Regions from separate parts of the Homo sapiens genome. Here region 1 is linked to region 2. A link is a loop called in an ENCODE intact Hi-C map of the cell type or tissue named here. Cell type or tissue: adrenal gland. All regions are shown on one strand. Links, peaks and the distances in the headings refer to the core of each region. The heading gives the core; the rest is flanking DNA.

Region 1 (8,132 bases), core at 2,974-5,473, 240 kb after region 2:
CCTATCTGCCGGGAGTTGGCGATGCTGTGAGCTGCCTGGCACCCACAGATGGATGTTGATGTTCTCTTGTGAGCATAAACAATTCCATAGAACATCTGCTTCATACCATATCATTTTGTGCCAATACTTAAGACAAAAACAAGACCTCTTCATAATCATGTCTGAGCATGAGCAAAGCATGAGCATTGTTCATATCACACAAATGACCAATGTCTCTATTCTAGCTAAGAAGAGTAACTACTGTTTCTTCACCAACTACAGCTTTAACGTTCTTTACCAATTATAGCCTTAACCCATTAAGGCTTTAATACAGGTTTACATCTTTCTACATAAGATTTATTAAGATACCCTGCTATGCTAGAATTACCCCCACTTCCTGACAACACCCAATTCAGAACAAAGCCCCATTTCCTTAAACCCTTCTCCCAGATTATTGCCTAACACAACCCCAAATCCTCTAAGTCCTTTCTGATGTCCTCTTAGTGAGACACCCCACTGTTCCCTGTAGTTTGTATTCTCCCTCACTTAACCAGTAATAACTCACTTCTTCAACTACAGATGTGTTCATGGTGGCCTTTGATTGGAGCCCATTAACATCTCCACTTTTCCTGGTAGCCCAAGGGAATGAGGAGACAGTAGAGGGAAAGGGCGGCTGAGGGCTCTGAGCATTGGTTAGAATGCTTGGGCAACAGATGGCTCTTCCTGTTTCAGTACCATGAGGACTCCCCTGGGCATTGGTTTGCTTTCCTCATTCCATGTGTAGCCTTGACTTCTCTTAGAGGAAGTGCACCCTGATGTCCCTCCACCTTGTTTCTCCTGTTTCTCCCCAGCATCTGTTTCCACCAGTCACCAGCAAGTGAAGGATCGTATAAGGACACCCTTCAGTGTCAGTGTGCTTCACTATGCTCAAAATCACCGGATTTGGAGGTGGATGTGGAGGGTGGGGCTGGAGGATGGAAGAGGAACTTAGGAGCTAAATGCTGACCCTCTCTATTTTGCTCCAGAATGTTCTTTTCCTTTCTCTCTTTGAGTCACCAGTTTCTTTACTGTATTAGGCTATGCCCCTTTCCTTGTTTTATTGCTATCAGTTATTTCTTATTGGCCTTTATAATTTTGTTAGTACCGGGATGGAAAACTCTACAATATTGTTTTTTTCCAATACCGAAGGCATCTCCTCTCCTCATCCCTGCTCTCTCCCTCCAGTTAAAAAAGATAAACACTCCCTGTTGACAAATGTCTTTTCTCTTTTCTGTAGACTCTGCGAGTTCTCCTTTCAGTTTATGCTTTTGGAAACAAAAGTCCTTGTCTGTCCTTCAGGTGTGAGTCAGAGCCAGATTCCTGACTAAATGGAGGGAAGGTTAAGAAAAAATACAATGAGAAATTCATTATAAGAAATTATTTTGTTGTCATCTAGTCATGTAAGTTTTGTCTTTAGTGGTGGTAACGTGCTCATTCATCGTAGTTCGTTGCTCATGCCACGTGGTCATTGTCTCATGCTTATGGGCACCTCTCTTTAGTGACACCCACCTATTGGGGGGAGTCCCATTTGTAAAGAATTTTGTTGATGTGCTGAATACAAATTGATTTCCTACAGTCTTGTCTGTTTTGGGCTGCTATGAGAGAATACCATAGACTGAGTAATTTATAAACAACAGAAATTTGGTTTTTTCACAGTTCTGGAGGCTGGGAAGTCCAAAATCCAGGGGCCATTAGATTCATTGTCAGGTGAGTGTCTGGTCTCTGTTTCCAAGATGTCGCCTTGAAGGCTGCATCTTCCAGAGAGGAGGAGTGCTGTGTCCTCACATGGCAGGAGACTGAAGGGCAAAAGGAGTCTAACTTCCTCCATCATTCCTTTTTCTAAGCATATTTAATCCTATTCATGAAGGCAGAGCCCTCATAGCCTAATCACCTCCAAAAGTCCCCACCTCTTAATACTATCACATTTGTAATATTTGATTTCTGGAGGGGATACATTCAAACCATAGCAGATGCTCATGAAAGTAGAAACAGTGGCTAATGCCAGAGAAAGAAGCTGAGGATCTGGGAAGTCTTACTTGTGGATTTTACGTTGTATGTTCCATTCCCACATGTAAATAAATGAGTTAATTGAAATGGAAGAAAATGAGGAAAGATGGAGAATTGTGTCATGGAACAATGGACAGCAGTCATAACATAATGGGTGAAAACAAAGCTCAAATACATGAGGATGATTATATCTTTAATAGCATCTCGAAGCTGTAAGAGATCATCAAGTCTTGACTTCTATGTTAAAAAAGAAAGAAAACTGATGACCCATATTTAAACTGAGGCATGTGACATTTCTGCTCTACTCAGCACTCTTCACTCATCTAACAAAAATTCATTATGGCTTCTTATGTTCCAGGCACTGGGCTAGGTGTTTAAGGAAGACAGAGGGAGGAAATAAAAATTTTTATAAAACAGTCTTTGTCCTCAAGCAGCTCACAGGGCAGAGAGACCCTGACAGAGTAGAGACTTCATGAAGAGTGGGGATGGGAAGGGCATTCTCTCCACACGCATCCCTGTCCCACCTCGGAGATTTCCTCCTCAGAACGCTACCTCTTACTGCTTTCCTGTCTCACTCTTTCCAGCTCTCAGTTTAGAAGGTGTTTCCTCAGAGCACCCTTGCTGACCTCTCAAGTCTGGTGAATGGCCCTTCTCACTGGTGCCTGGATGCCCTGTGTGCTCCTGTCATGCACACAACACAGCATAGTAAAATGCCTGGTGTATGTGTTTGTCTTTTCAATACTCTGAGCTCTGCTCATTGGCAAATCTCAGGACATAGCACAAGATGTGGCCCCTAAACGTTAACTGAATGAACGAATGGAATCACTGGTATCTCTTTAGCTTGAAGAATAGAAAGCCCTTGTAGGACAAAGACGATTGGGAGAAATGTGAAGTCTGGCGTGGACTCTGTCAGAAGACAGAACTGAACCAATGGATGGACTTAGAAGAGAGAGACTTCGGTTTCACATCAGGAATGATATCATAGTCAGAACTCACCACACACATAATAGGTTAGATGAGGGAGGAGGGAGTCCTTCATTGCAGGAGTTTTAAAGGTAAATACAAGAAATGGGAGGCACTTGGCCTGGCGCGGTGGCTCAGGTCTGTTAATCCCAGCACTTTGGGAGGCCGAGGCCAGTGGATCACAAGGTCAGGAGTCGAGACCAGCCTGGTCAAGATGGTGAAACCCTGTTTCTACTAAAATAGAAAAATTAGCCGGGTGCGGTGGTGGGCACCTGTCATCCCAGCTAATTGGGAGGCTGAGGCAGAAGAATCACTTGAACCTGGGAGGCAGAGGTTGCAGCGAGCCAAGTTTGAGCCACTGAACTCTAGCCTGGGCGACAGAGCAAGACTCCGTCTAAAAAAAAAAAAAAAAAGAAAGAAATGGGAGGCACTGAGTTTCTGGCTCAGTTTGCTGATGCCAGAAATACAGAGATGACTGATCAGTAAAATCCACTAAAAAGTGTGTGACAGGTTTCTTTTTCCTTATATTTTTCTTTTTTAAATACAAAAGTAATACCAGCCCACTGAAAATTTGAAAAGTATATGGCATTAAAAAGAGAAAAATAACATCTGATAATCCAACAAGATAAACCCTCTAAAATTTTTCTCTTTTTAAATGAATATAGTTAAGCTTGAAATAGAATTTTAAATTTATCTTGATGTTTTACTCAACAACGTAGAAGCATCTTTTATGTCATTATTTTAAGTCACAAGCACTTTTAGTGATGATGATTAAAAGAACCATTTGTTTTTTCCTTACTGTTCCCTGTTTTTAGATTTTTGGCTAGTGTCTAATTTTTCCCTGTTATAAATAATGCTGAGATGAACAGAATATGTAGATTTCTAATAATTTGCAAATGAACAGCATATGAAAAACATGAGCAAAAATTTTGCAGTTATAATTACTCAACACGTTTTAAATAAATTACTTTTATTTTGAGCGTTCATTCTTAAATATGTTATAGGAAGTAAGTAAGAAGCATTCCTTACTCCTTAGAATTTTGTTTATAAATTAGTGATGAATTGGAAAGGGTAGCTTGCCCCTGGAATTCTCTGATAAGCACAGGTGATGAGGAAAATGGAAAAATCCAAGAATTCCTTTGTCTTTCCTTAATAGTCAGCTTTAAGTGCAGTGCAGGCGTGCCCTCTAGCGGCCAAATAAAAAATAAAGAAATACGGGAAACCTTCAGCATTGTAACAATCGCACGTCCCCATCTAGTGGCTAACGTGTGTAAATGCAGCTTTTCTAATCACAATAGCGAATGTTACTTGATTTATATTTGTCTCATGAGGTGAAGAACTGGGAGGAATCTTAGAGATCACGTATTTCAACTTCCTCACGGAGTGGCATGCAGGCAGCAGCCTTGGGAACCCCGATTGCCCCTCCTCACACCTGCCCATCACAGGACTCGGGCGACAGGGTGGTGAAGTCAGGCTGTGGCCCCAGCGGCGCCACGAGGCCGAAAACAGGCGCTCAGCCTCATCCCCGTGGCTGCAGAGTGCCAAGCGTCAGGTCCTGCGCTCTGGGCGCGGGTCAGGAGCAGCTGGCAAGGGCAGCGCAGCCTGTGGGGCCCTTGGGCGCGGCCGGCCGCAGCTCCGGGAAGCCACGTCAGCCCACGGGCGCTGCAGCTGCAGCCGCCACCAGCACATGGAGCAGGGGTCCCCGAGGATTGGGAATCCCCGACCAGGCCTGCGCCTCCAGCCGCGCGGACCCCGGGGCCAGCCTGGCCGCGGCAAGTCAGGCAGTCTGCGGCAGGAGCGCCGGGCATGGGCTTCCGCCGGGGGTGCAGGAGGCGCGCACCCTCCGGCCGGATGGGGGCGCACTCAGGGCCCAGGAGGCCATCCCACGGGAGCCCCGCCAGCCCCCGCCGGAGCCCGAGCTGCAGTGCCGCCTACAAGTGGTGCGCTGGCTGCAGCTGTGGCAACCCCGGATCCCGTCCTCCCGCCTCGCACCCATCAGCGCGGACCCCGGGGGCGACGCAGTGGCGAAGTGGGGCTGTGGGCCCAGCGGTGGCACCAGGCGGAGAAGCACCACTCAACCCCATCCCTGGGCTGCAGAGGGCCCAGCGCGGGGGACTCCGAGCGTCGGGAGCCTGTGGAAGAGAAGAGCGCGCGGGCGACAGTTAAACAGGCCCTGGGGCAGGGCGCGCCTCGCGCTCCAGGGAGCCCCGCCCTCCCGCGGCACCTCCGCAGCAACCGCCGCCTGCACTGGGCGCGCGAGAGCTGCTAGGGCGGTTTCTCTGCCTCGGGCCTGTTGGGCAGGGCCGGCTAAGGTGCGCGTGCTCGCTGGTTCTAACCCTTCTGTTGGGCGTTTCTGCTGAGAGGCGGGAGGCGCTGAGAGTCTGTGCGGAGGTCCGTGGACAGACTGCTTTGCTCGTTGTTGCTCTTCGGAGGCGGCGATCCCCGAAGGCGAGCTGAAATACGGCTGCAGGCTACAATTTGCAGCCGACGATTATGGAAGACGGCAAGCGGGAGAGGTGGCCCACCCTCATGGAGCGCTTGTGCTCGGATGGCTTCGCATTTCCCCAATACCCCATTAAACCGTATCATCTGAAGAGGATCCACAGAGCTGTCTTACATGGTAATCTAGAGAAACTGAAGTACCTTCTGCTCACGTATTATGACGCCAATAAGAGAGACAGGAAGGAAAGGTAATGGGGGCCGGGAGCCGGGGCTGCGGGAGGAGGCCTGTGGATGTGGAGAAGTACCCCTTTCCAGGCTGAGGGCTGCGGGGCGGATGGTCCGGGGCTCGGGGTTTGGACGGGGGCTAGGGGGTGCCCGGCTGGGGTGGGAGTGAGTGGAGCGGGGCCTGGGGAGTGGCGGTATATGGGGTGGCGGGGTGTGGAGTGAGTTGGGGGATGGGAGTGGGGAGTAGGGGGTGCATGGGGTGGGGGCGTGAATGGGCTGAGGTGGACGGAATGAAGGCTTGGGGGGTAGGGGCGTGGACGGTGTGGGGTGGGGAGATGGGGTGAGGGTTCAATGGGATAGAGGACTGGAGGTGGGGGTGAGGGGTGGGGGTGAATGGGGTGGGGGAAAGGGGTGCAGAGGTGAGGGGGGCGAGTCCTGTCACCAAAGGGGCTGGACTTTCTTTCCTGGCAGGCTCAGCCGCACCTGGGATGTGGAAACCTTGGCGGGGGCGAGCACCCAGGTCATTTTCACAAGCAGCAAAACAAAAACAAAACTTCAGCTGGTTTCCAATCACTCACCATGCTGCTTCTTTATAAATCATTTTAAAGTGATTTCACTAATAAAATTCAGCATGTACAGCGTTTTATTTTTAACGTGCACATTTTAAAGCATAATGTTACATACATTATGGAAAGGTGCATAATGAGAGAAATCATTTCCATAATATATCAACTTCCTGGCTAAAAATTCTTTGGATAAAAATCCAATATTTATTTGATATCAATGGACACCTATGTCAATTTGGTTTTCACTGAGGGACCTTAGAGGGAAACTTTGAAGTGGGAAGATGGTCTGTGTTCTTGAATAGAAAGACACATTTTTCTAAAGTTCTGAGCTCTTTCTGTGTTTATAAATTTTACATAATCCAAATAAAGTTATCAAAGTGTTAACATTTTTGAATTACTCATGCTGTCTTTTACTATTGTGACGACATCAAGAAAACTTTTGAAATGGAGTCAAAAAAGACTTGCCTTTCTAGATATGAAAATGTGCTGTTAATTTCCACAAGTTATTTACTAACAGCTGAAACAACAAATCAGTGAATGGAACAGGTTAGAAAATCCAGGAACACACCAATATGTGTAAGAATTTATTAGGTTGGTGCAAAAGCAATTGCGGTTTTTGCCGCAATTACAAGTAATGGCGAAAGCCGCAATTGCCTTTGCACCAATCTAATAGAATTGGATAATGGTGACATTTCATATTAGTAGGAAAAGATGAATTACTCATAAATGAAGTGCCTGCTAACTATTTGGAGAAATCTGGCTAGATTTTTATGTCACAGAAATAAATTCGTTATGGAATGTAGATTAAAAATTTTAAATGCACAAAATAAGAAAGATAACAGAAAAAAACACAAATGCCTACTTATATTGATGCATGTTTATATTCCTACAAATATCACAAGCACACATTCTGAAGGTCGATTTAGCAAAATAAAAAAAATCCAGTTTATAAGAAAAAATTAACAAAAGACAATATGTGTATATACATATTAGATAAAAAAGTGATTTTCATTTTACAGAGAATTCTTCAAATAAACAAGAACTCTCATTTAAAATAGAGCAAAGCATTTATTTTTCAGATGTTCAAGCAACCTATGCACATGGGAAAAAATATTTAGTGTTCCTGGGAGGAGAAGGTATTTAAGTTAAAAAAGGAATGAAATACTATTTTCTATCACAAGTTTGTGAGGGTAAAGGGTAGCAGTACATATACTGCTGTTGAAAGTTTACATTTCTGATGACTTTTCAAATAGACAATTTTTTGGTAAGTATCACACTGTAAAAATGTATGTGCCCTTCACCCATCAATTCCATTATACTAAAATATCTCTAGGAAATAGAGATACATGCAATTTGTTTTTCTCAGCACTGCTTAAAATAGCAATGTATTTGGAAAACCCCTTATAATGGATTTTATAAATTTTATAAATTTATCAATAAATTTCAGTGCATCCATAGGATGGGACAATATGGGACCTTTGCAGATGTCAGTAGATACAGATGTATGTTGAGGTGTGAAGATGTACTCTGAAAAAAAGTTGGTTTGATTATACATACACACAAACAATCTATGGTGTTTGTAAGCCAAATATGTGTACAAAATGTAACATTTCTTCTTTTCTGGCAGGTGTATTGTGATATTTTCTCTTATCTGTGATGTATAAATGATCAGTATGTTTAAAACTTCTAGTAAATGTTTTTTATTAATGAAATTATCCTTGGAAAAAGAAGAAATATAAATCTTGCAAAGAAAAAATAATTCTCAGTTTCTATTTTATTTTATTATTTATGTCTTTGTTTGTTTGTTTATTTTTGAGATGGAGTCTCACCCTGTTGCCCAGCCTGGAGTGCAGTGGCATGATCTCGGCTCACTGCAATCTGCCTCTCAGGTTCAAGTGATTCTCCCACCTC
Region 2 (7,122 bases), core at 962-3,461:
CTTTGCAGGCAACAATGGATCCAGACACAGACCGGCATGGCAGGGCTTCACTGGCACCCGAGTGGAGCCTGTGGGAGGTGAGCTCATCCCAGGTCCCCAGAGCGCACGGCTGATACAAACACCTGACATCACCTTTCACACGGGTGTGTGCACAGGGAGCACTGCTGGGTCCCCGCTGTGCCCCGGCAACCATGCGAGCATGTGCACATACACACACACTTCCAGGGCCACCAGAGTGTATGATGTGTACAGGGCAGTAGGAGGTCTTAGGGGGGCCTGGGGAGCCAGGGGAGAGAGCCTCCAGTTTATATTTATCCCGGTTCCAGTTTCTCTTTAGGCTCCCAGCGCCAGTGACAATTCAAGAAGCGAGGCGTGGAGAGGGCGAGGCAGAAGGCTCTCCCCCTCCCACACCTGGGCAGGCAGTCTGGGGTGGGGAGTTGGACAGAGCTCCCCCAGAGGAGGCTAATCCCAGGTCCCAACCCACACTGCCCGTTCTTCCAACTCGAGTTTCTTAGAAAGCTGTGCCACACACGTGAGAATAAAGCCAGCACACTATGGGGGCAACTCCTCAGCAGCCTGTCCCTGACTTCCTCCTCACCCCTCCAGGCACTCACCCCCAGAAGACACTGTCTTACGCGGCACAAGGTTCCACCACACCTCAGCCCCAATGCCCAGGCCCCACAGCCTTGCTGCCAGCAGCCAGACAGCCCAGTGTGGGGCCATGGCGCACGCCCCGGCTCTGAGCTTCAGGCCAGCTGTCCTGCTGAGGGAAAAGACATGGTCAGAAATCACAGCCAGAGAAAGCAAACCAGAGGGGCCCGCAGCAGGAGAGGCCACAGGACTCCTCATCAGGCCTTCCAGGAGCCCCGGTGCCCTCCTTCCCCTTCTCTTTGGAGGTGGACCTAAGTCCCCACACTTGGCCTCTGCCTAAAAGACCACAGGTCTCCCTGGGAAGCGGGGAGGAGTTGAGTTGGCTGAAGGCTAAACAGGCTCCGGGAAGCCCTCCCTGGCCTCCAGACCCACCACTACCTCTGCGCAACAGGAAATCATTTGAGAAATAAAAAGGGGACCCCCGCCCAACATACACACTCAGGCCTAAGAGGTTTGAGTTTCTTGAAAGAACCTCAGGCAGCAGGCCTTGCAGCCACTGGGGCTCCGGACCCTGCCAACACCTAATTCTGGGAGGAAGACTCCTTAGGGCGACGAGGGCATGCGGTGGGGTAGGCGGTCGGGAAAGCCCCAAAGGGGAAACCTGGTGCGGCCGGCTGCGAGCGGAGGTCCCGGTCCCGGCCTGTCCCCTTCCCCAGCGCAGACAATAGCCCTGCAGAACCCCAAACCCCGTTCCACATCAGCAGGGCAGGAGTGTGAGAAGGGCCGGGAGCGAAGGGGCCCAGCTTCCCGAGGCCCCTTTGTTGCCCAAGAGGGAGGCAGGAAGTGGGTGGGATGGGCGTGGAAATGACCAGGGCCTCATCCTGTTCCTCGCACTGCCTCCTCCGAAACACCAGCCCTCTGGCGGAGGGGCGGTGGGGGGACCGAGCTCGGGTCGAGTCGGGGACTCCGGCGGCGCGCGCAGGCGACGGGGGGAGGTAGGGGCGGGGACGCGAGGGGGTTCCTCCCGGGCCGCTGGCAACGCGCCGCGCACGGCCGGCACCCGCTGCGCTCCCGCGACTCTGACGAACCTTCCCAACTCGGGGACTGCGCCCCAGGGACCCTGGCCTGGGCGGGCCAGCGGGATTGGCTTCCCCTGCTCCAGCCTTCCCGTGCCAGGGGCGGAGACGCAGAAGCTGGGGACCTGCTCACCCCCAAACAAAGGGTCCCCGCCAAGACCCCGTCCCGGGTCCCCCCGGGTTCTCCCCTCCCCCAGCTCCAGGGATTTGAACGCAAACAAAGCGGCGGCGCGGGGAGCGTGGCGAGCCCGGCCTGCGGACGCCCCCTGTCGGCCCAGAGCCCCGGCGCGGGAGAGCGGGGGCTGCGCCCCAGACCAGCCCCCCAAAACGCCCGCGGCCTCATCTCGGCTCCTTACCCGAGGATCGGGCCGCACCCCGTGGCGTGCTCCGAGGATCCGCCCGGCAGCGGTGCTCCCACCCGCAGCTCCCCCCAGGGCGAGGAAACGGGCAGCCGGGAGGAGGGGTTGGGGGGAGGGGTGCGGGATCCAGGCGGGGCACCCCACACCCTCGCCCACCCCGAGCGGCCAGCCGTGGACCGCGGCCCTCCCTGCAGGGCGAGCGCTCCAGCCGGGGACGGCGCGGCCCGGCTCGGCCCGGGGGCCTGGCTTTCCGGGACAACCCGCCTCCCCAGCGGAATGGGCGGGCGGGCGGGGGGCCGCGGCAGGGAAATCCGATCCCACAACATCGGCCTCCCTCCAAGCCCGCCCCAAACTTTCCATCGGGGGTGGGAGCGCCGAGGGCAGTCCAGGAGCCTGGCGAGGATCCCGGCCGCGGACCGGACCGCGCGAGGAACCCTCGCTGGCGCGCCCCTCCGGCCCCGGGGCTGCGGGGCTGCAGGTGCTGTGCGCCCCACTCCCGAGACCCTGCGAAGCAGCCGCGGGGGTCGCAGGAAGGATCCCCGCGTACAGCCGTCTCCGCCGCCGCGGCTCCCCGCGCCCCAGCCCCTGTCCCTCCCGCGTCCGGCAGCCCCTGCCCAAGCAAAGGGACAAAGCGGCGGCTCCGGGGCCCCGCGGCTCCAGCCTCACGCAAGCCCGGCCTCGCTCACCTATTGCGCGCAGCTCCAGTCCCCGGGCGCCGCCCTCGCGTTCGGCTCTGACCGCCGTCCACCCCTGCCCCCGCGTCGCCGCCTGCCCGCGCTCGCCCGCCAGCCCTCCGCGGCCTCTCTGCCACCGCCCCTCCGTCCCCGCCCGGCTCCGCGCCCCTAGGCTCGGGCTCCCCGCGCCACCACGGCGGGCGCCGGCTCTTTCTCCAGCGCGGCCGCGGCTCTCCGCCCCCTTCCCCTTGACGTCAGGCTGGGGGGGTCGAGCGGAGGCCGGGGGCGGGCCGCGAAGGCTCGCTCAGGAGGGGGCTGCGACCCGCAGCGACCTGTGGACCCGCCCGCTCTCCGCCCGGGGGCTCGGACCTCCGCCTCTCTGGGTGCCCGGACCTCAACCCCTCCGGGTGTCCAGCAGCCCCGGGGCTCGGAGTCGCGGGCTGCGCCACAGCGCCTGGAGGGAGGTGGGGCGGGGGAGGGACTCCGGGTATGGCCACGGGGGAATCACACTCACCCGATCTTTCTGAAGTGTCCCCCGAAGACTCCGGGCGGGCTGGGCTGGGGAGAGGGACTCCCGACCGTGCAGTTGCAGGAACGACCGCGGGCGAGCCACGTCGAGGCGAGTATCCAGGGGAGGCACGCTGGGGGAACCGAGGCGTCTTTTGGGGCGGACCAGAGGGGTCTGCCGTTTGGCCCCCAATTCTGCCTCTTTCTAGGCCCCGAGGACCACTGGTCCCTGCCCTCAAGTCTGGAAAGGGCTTCACCAGCCAGGAAGACCCTTCAATCAACAGAAAGGGCCTGCTCCTGCTTCTCACGCTTTGGGCAAAGCGCCTATCCCCAGAAAATGACTCCTCGTGCCACTGGAAGGCTGATTAACAAGTGGCATGAGCCCTACTGTTCAGATGAAAGGGGCTGTGGGGAGCCACGCTGCAGAACCACCGCCACCTTCAGAACCACCAGCCTCCGCCCACAGCCACTCCTAGAAGCAACTTGTAGCTCTGGCCTCATGGGCGGTGCAGCGTCTTTCCTGCCAGCTGGTCCTCTGAGCTGGGCAGGTGGTTAGAAGAGGTGGTCCTCATGGAGGACACCCCACGGGCACCTGGAGACAGATGCTACCTCCTGGCTAGGGGCAAAAGGCAGAGGTGAAGGGGCTTGACGTCCTGAGGTTTGGAGGTAACTTTAAGCCAGGGTGCAGTCCTGGAGGGGAGGAACACTTCAGGCTGCGTCAGCAGATCTGGATTATAAATCAGTCCGACAGCAGCTTTTGTTCTGGGTTAAAACTTGGCATCTGAAAAGTGGAGACCAGAAAAGTGGTGGAGATAATTGAGAAAAGCAGCCCAGTTTGGTTTCAGTAACAATCGGGTCTTTGCTGGTACACATAATGGCCCCTTCTCCCTTGCTGGCCAAAGCCACGTTTCCCAGCTCTTTTCCACTAGGAAAAAGAAAAAAAGCTGTGGCCTTGGAGATGCTGGAGATAATGACCATGGGGTGGGCAGGGAAGGCCTCCTGCTTCAGCTGACAAGGTGGGAGAAGGTGTGTCACCCTCGTGTTTAGTTTATTCCCCGTATCTATTCAAGCGGAGGGTAAACTGAGATGCAAGTGCCCTCACTTGTGTTCTGTGCTTTAGATTTTTGCAGCTTGTCTTGATGTACATTTTCTTACTTCACCCTTATGACCACCCTTTAAAAAGTAAGTAATTTGGGAGGCTGAGATGGGAGGATCACTTGACCCCAGGAGTTCAAGACCAGCCAGGGCAACATACTGAGACCCTGTCTCTACAAAAGAAATTATTATTATTATTTTTTTTTTGAGACAGAGTCTCACTCTGTCACCCAGGCGGGAGTGCAATAGCGCGATCTCGGCTCACTGCAACCTCCACCTCCTGGGTTCAAGTGATTCTCCTGCTTCAGCCTCCCAAGTAGCTGGAATTACAGGTGCCTGCCACCAGACCTGGCTAATTTTTGTATTTTTAGTAGAGACGGGGTTTCACCATGTTGACCAGGCATGCGCCACCATGCCCAGCTAATTTTTGTATTTTTAGTAGAGATGGGACTTCGCCGTTTTGGTCAGGCTGGGCTCGAACTCCTGACCTCAGGTGGTCCACCTGCTTAGGCCTCCCAAAGTGCTGGGATTAGCCACTACGCCCAGCCCCAAATTAAAAAAAAAAAAAAACTAGCGGGGCGTGGCGGGGAGGGGTGGCTCACGCCTGTAATCCCAGCACTTTGGGAGGCTGAGGCAGGCGGATCACGAGATCAGGAGATCCAGATCATCCTGGCTAACATGGTGAAACCCTGTCTTTACTAAAAATACAGAAAAATTAGCCAGGCGTGGTGGCGGGCGCCTGTAGTCCCAGCTACTCGGGAGGCTGAGACAGGAGAATGGCGTGAACCCAGGAGGCAGAGCTTGTAGTGAGCCAAGATCACTCCACTGCACTCAAGCCTGGGCAACAGAAGGAGACTCTGTCTCAAAAACAAACAAACAAACAAACAAACAAACCAAACTAGCGGGGGCGTGGTGGCATGCATCTGTAAGTCCCAGCTACTCAGGAGGCTGGAGTGGGAGGGTCGCTTGAGCCCAGGAGGTTGAGGCTGCAGTGAGCTGTGATTGTGCCATTGCACTCCAGCCTGTAGAGCGAGACCCTGCCTCGACAAAATTAAAAAAATAAGTATTGTTGCTCCCCTTTTGGAGATGAGTCAAAAAGATTAAACAACTAGCCCCAAGTCATGGAGATAATTAAAAAAGATTAAACAACTAGCCCCAAGTCATGGAGATAATTAAAAAAGATTAAACAACTAGCCCCAAGTCATGGAGATAAAAAGGTCAGAATTTCTTTTTTAGAAACGGGGTCTTACTCTGTTGCCCAGTCTGGAGTGCAATGGCACAGTCATGGCTCAATGTAACCTCAGACTCCTGGGCTCAAGCGGTCCTCCCACGTGAGCCTCCCAAGACTACAGGTGCACACCATCATACACGGGACAGGGTCTCGCTATATTGCTCAGACTGGAAAGTTCAGATTTTTAAATCAGGTCTTGGGACTCCCGATTCTGTTTTTCCACAGAGTCACCATCTATCCTGACAATGCTCCATTTCATGCTGTTTTTCCTCACCTTCAATACTGCTCCCCCATCCCCCCACCTCTAGGTGTGAAGGTTACCAGGAGAGACCTGAGCTCGCTGGCTCTGACTCCAAGGTGGCCTCAGTGGAAAGTTTCAAAAGGCAACCGGTTTGGTTTCACTGGCAGGGCAGCGGCAGGCGTTTGGGTTCTGGAGGCCCAGGAATGTAGAAGCCTCCAGCTAACAGACTCCACGCGCCTATCCTCCCAAACGCTCTCGGAGATAAGCTCCCAGCTCCCTCCCCTTTTCCACCTTCATGCACTTCCTGCTGTATTCTGTCCATTCCAGCACTGGCCCTTTCTGTGGGTGGGTGGGCAGAGGATACAATTTCCTGCATGACTACTTGCTCATGATTCATACTTCTAAATGAAAGTACAACTGATATAAAAAAAAGATTTCTGGGTCTTCAATTAATAAAAAAATTACTAATACAGGTACCGGGGGTGGGGGGAGGTGCACGTACCTGACTAGTCTCCCTAGGGCCTAGCATATCTATGGAAGGTATCCACACTTTGGGACTCAGGCCTTGACAACTGCTTGTGGTCGTGTCAAGGAAAGACACAGAAATTGTGCTAAATGACTCTCAAGGGTCTTCAAAGATCACCCAGCAGCTCAGGCCAGCCCCTAGAGATGACCTAAAGAGTCTTTCCTGAAAAGCAAGTCCCCCTTCCCATCTCTTGATGTTGGTTGGGGGCCACACTGCCCTTCATTTGAGCTACTCACCTACTAGCTCTCCTGAGGCAGCCAGAGGGAGGCCCTGGGTGGACACTGGGTTCTCTGGTGAACGCTGCCTGGTGGATTTCCAAGGCAGCCAGGACTGCCGTCATCCCACAGATGGGGAAGTGAGAAAGCTTGGGTCAGCGCGCCTGGGGACCGAGGTGACTAGGGACATAGGAAAAGGACTCTCCCTCCCTACTTCCTCCAAAGGAGAGTTATCAAAGCTGCCCACCTGGGATGTCTTTCCCTTCCCAGCCCCTCCCTGTCACCAGTACCAAAAGGAAGCAGGAAAACATCCGTCATCACAGCCCCGGATGCGGATTTTCCAGTGGCTCCTATCAGGATATCCCCCAGCCTTTTCCCAAGGGCTTAGGGATCTGGAAAAGTCAAAGATCTGGAGGGCAAGTGGTCACATTGCCAGCACCACTGTGAAAATCTGGACCTTGGGGAGGCTGAGTCTCTAACCGATCCCAGACTAGTTTTAGAAGATCTGGTCAGCTCCCAGCCAGTCCCAGAGAGGGCCCATTACACACCCCAGGGGACAGCATACGCCCTTGGGCGACCTCACAGTGCACACCTCTGCTCGGGTTAC

Evidence for each region. A loop is a pair of places that touch in the nucleus more often than their neighbours do. Peaks named below come from ENCODE experiments on the same cell type or tissue, not always from the same donor. Only the 100,000 strongest peaks of a DNase experiment are listed, where the experiment ranks them.
Region 1: it touches region 2 in a loop (6-fold over the local background); 31 of 110 quality-filtered maps call a loop at or near these places.

The regions. Positions count from the first base shown.
Region 1 is chr2:97,108,259-97,116,390 of GRCh38, forward strand. It overlaps ANKRD36 (ankyrin repeat domain 36), which reads left to right and starts at 4,895. Exons shown (of 76, transcript NM_001354587.1): 1 at 4,895-5,678. The coding sequence starts at 5,482. RefSeq lists enhancers at 4,345-4,444, 5,405-5,634 and silencers at 4,695-5,074, 5,155-5,284. In adrenal gland, for the core only: CTCF peaks have their summits at 4,221 (motif pointing left), 4,440 and 5,002; DNase peaks (open chromatin) are centred at 4,264, 4,473 and 4,963; H3K4me3 peaks cover 1,330 bases; H3K27ac peaks cover 1,249 bases.
Region 2 is chr2:96,867,164-96,874,285 of GRCh38, forward strand. It overlaps SEMA4C (semaphorin 4C), which reads right to left and starts at 2,917. Exons shown (of 15, transcript NM_017789.5): 1 at 2,713-2,917; 2 at 615-760. The coding sequence starts at 723. LOC124908044 (collagen alpha-1(I) chain-like) reads left to right here and starts at 1,211. Exons shown (of 3, transcript XM_047446878.1): 1 at 1,211-1,255; 2 at 1,422-1,586; 3 at 1,865-3,960. The coding sequence starts at 1,211. The coding sequence ends at 2,872. RefSeq lists silencers at 1,440-2,059, 2,110-2,269, 2,590-2,689, 2,710-2,779, 2,810-2,909 and 1 more and an enhancer at 6,076-6,576. In adrenal gland, for the core only: a CTCF peak has its summit at 1,942 (motif pointing left); DNase peaks (open chromatin) are centred at 1,918, 2,278 and 2,948; H3K4me3 peaks cover 2,500 bases; H3K27ac peaks cover 2,500 bases.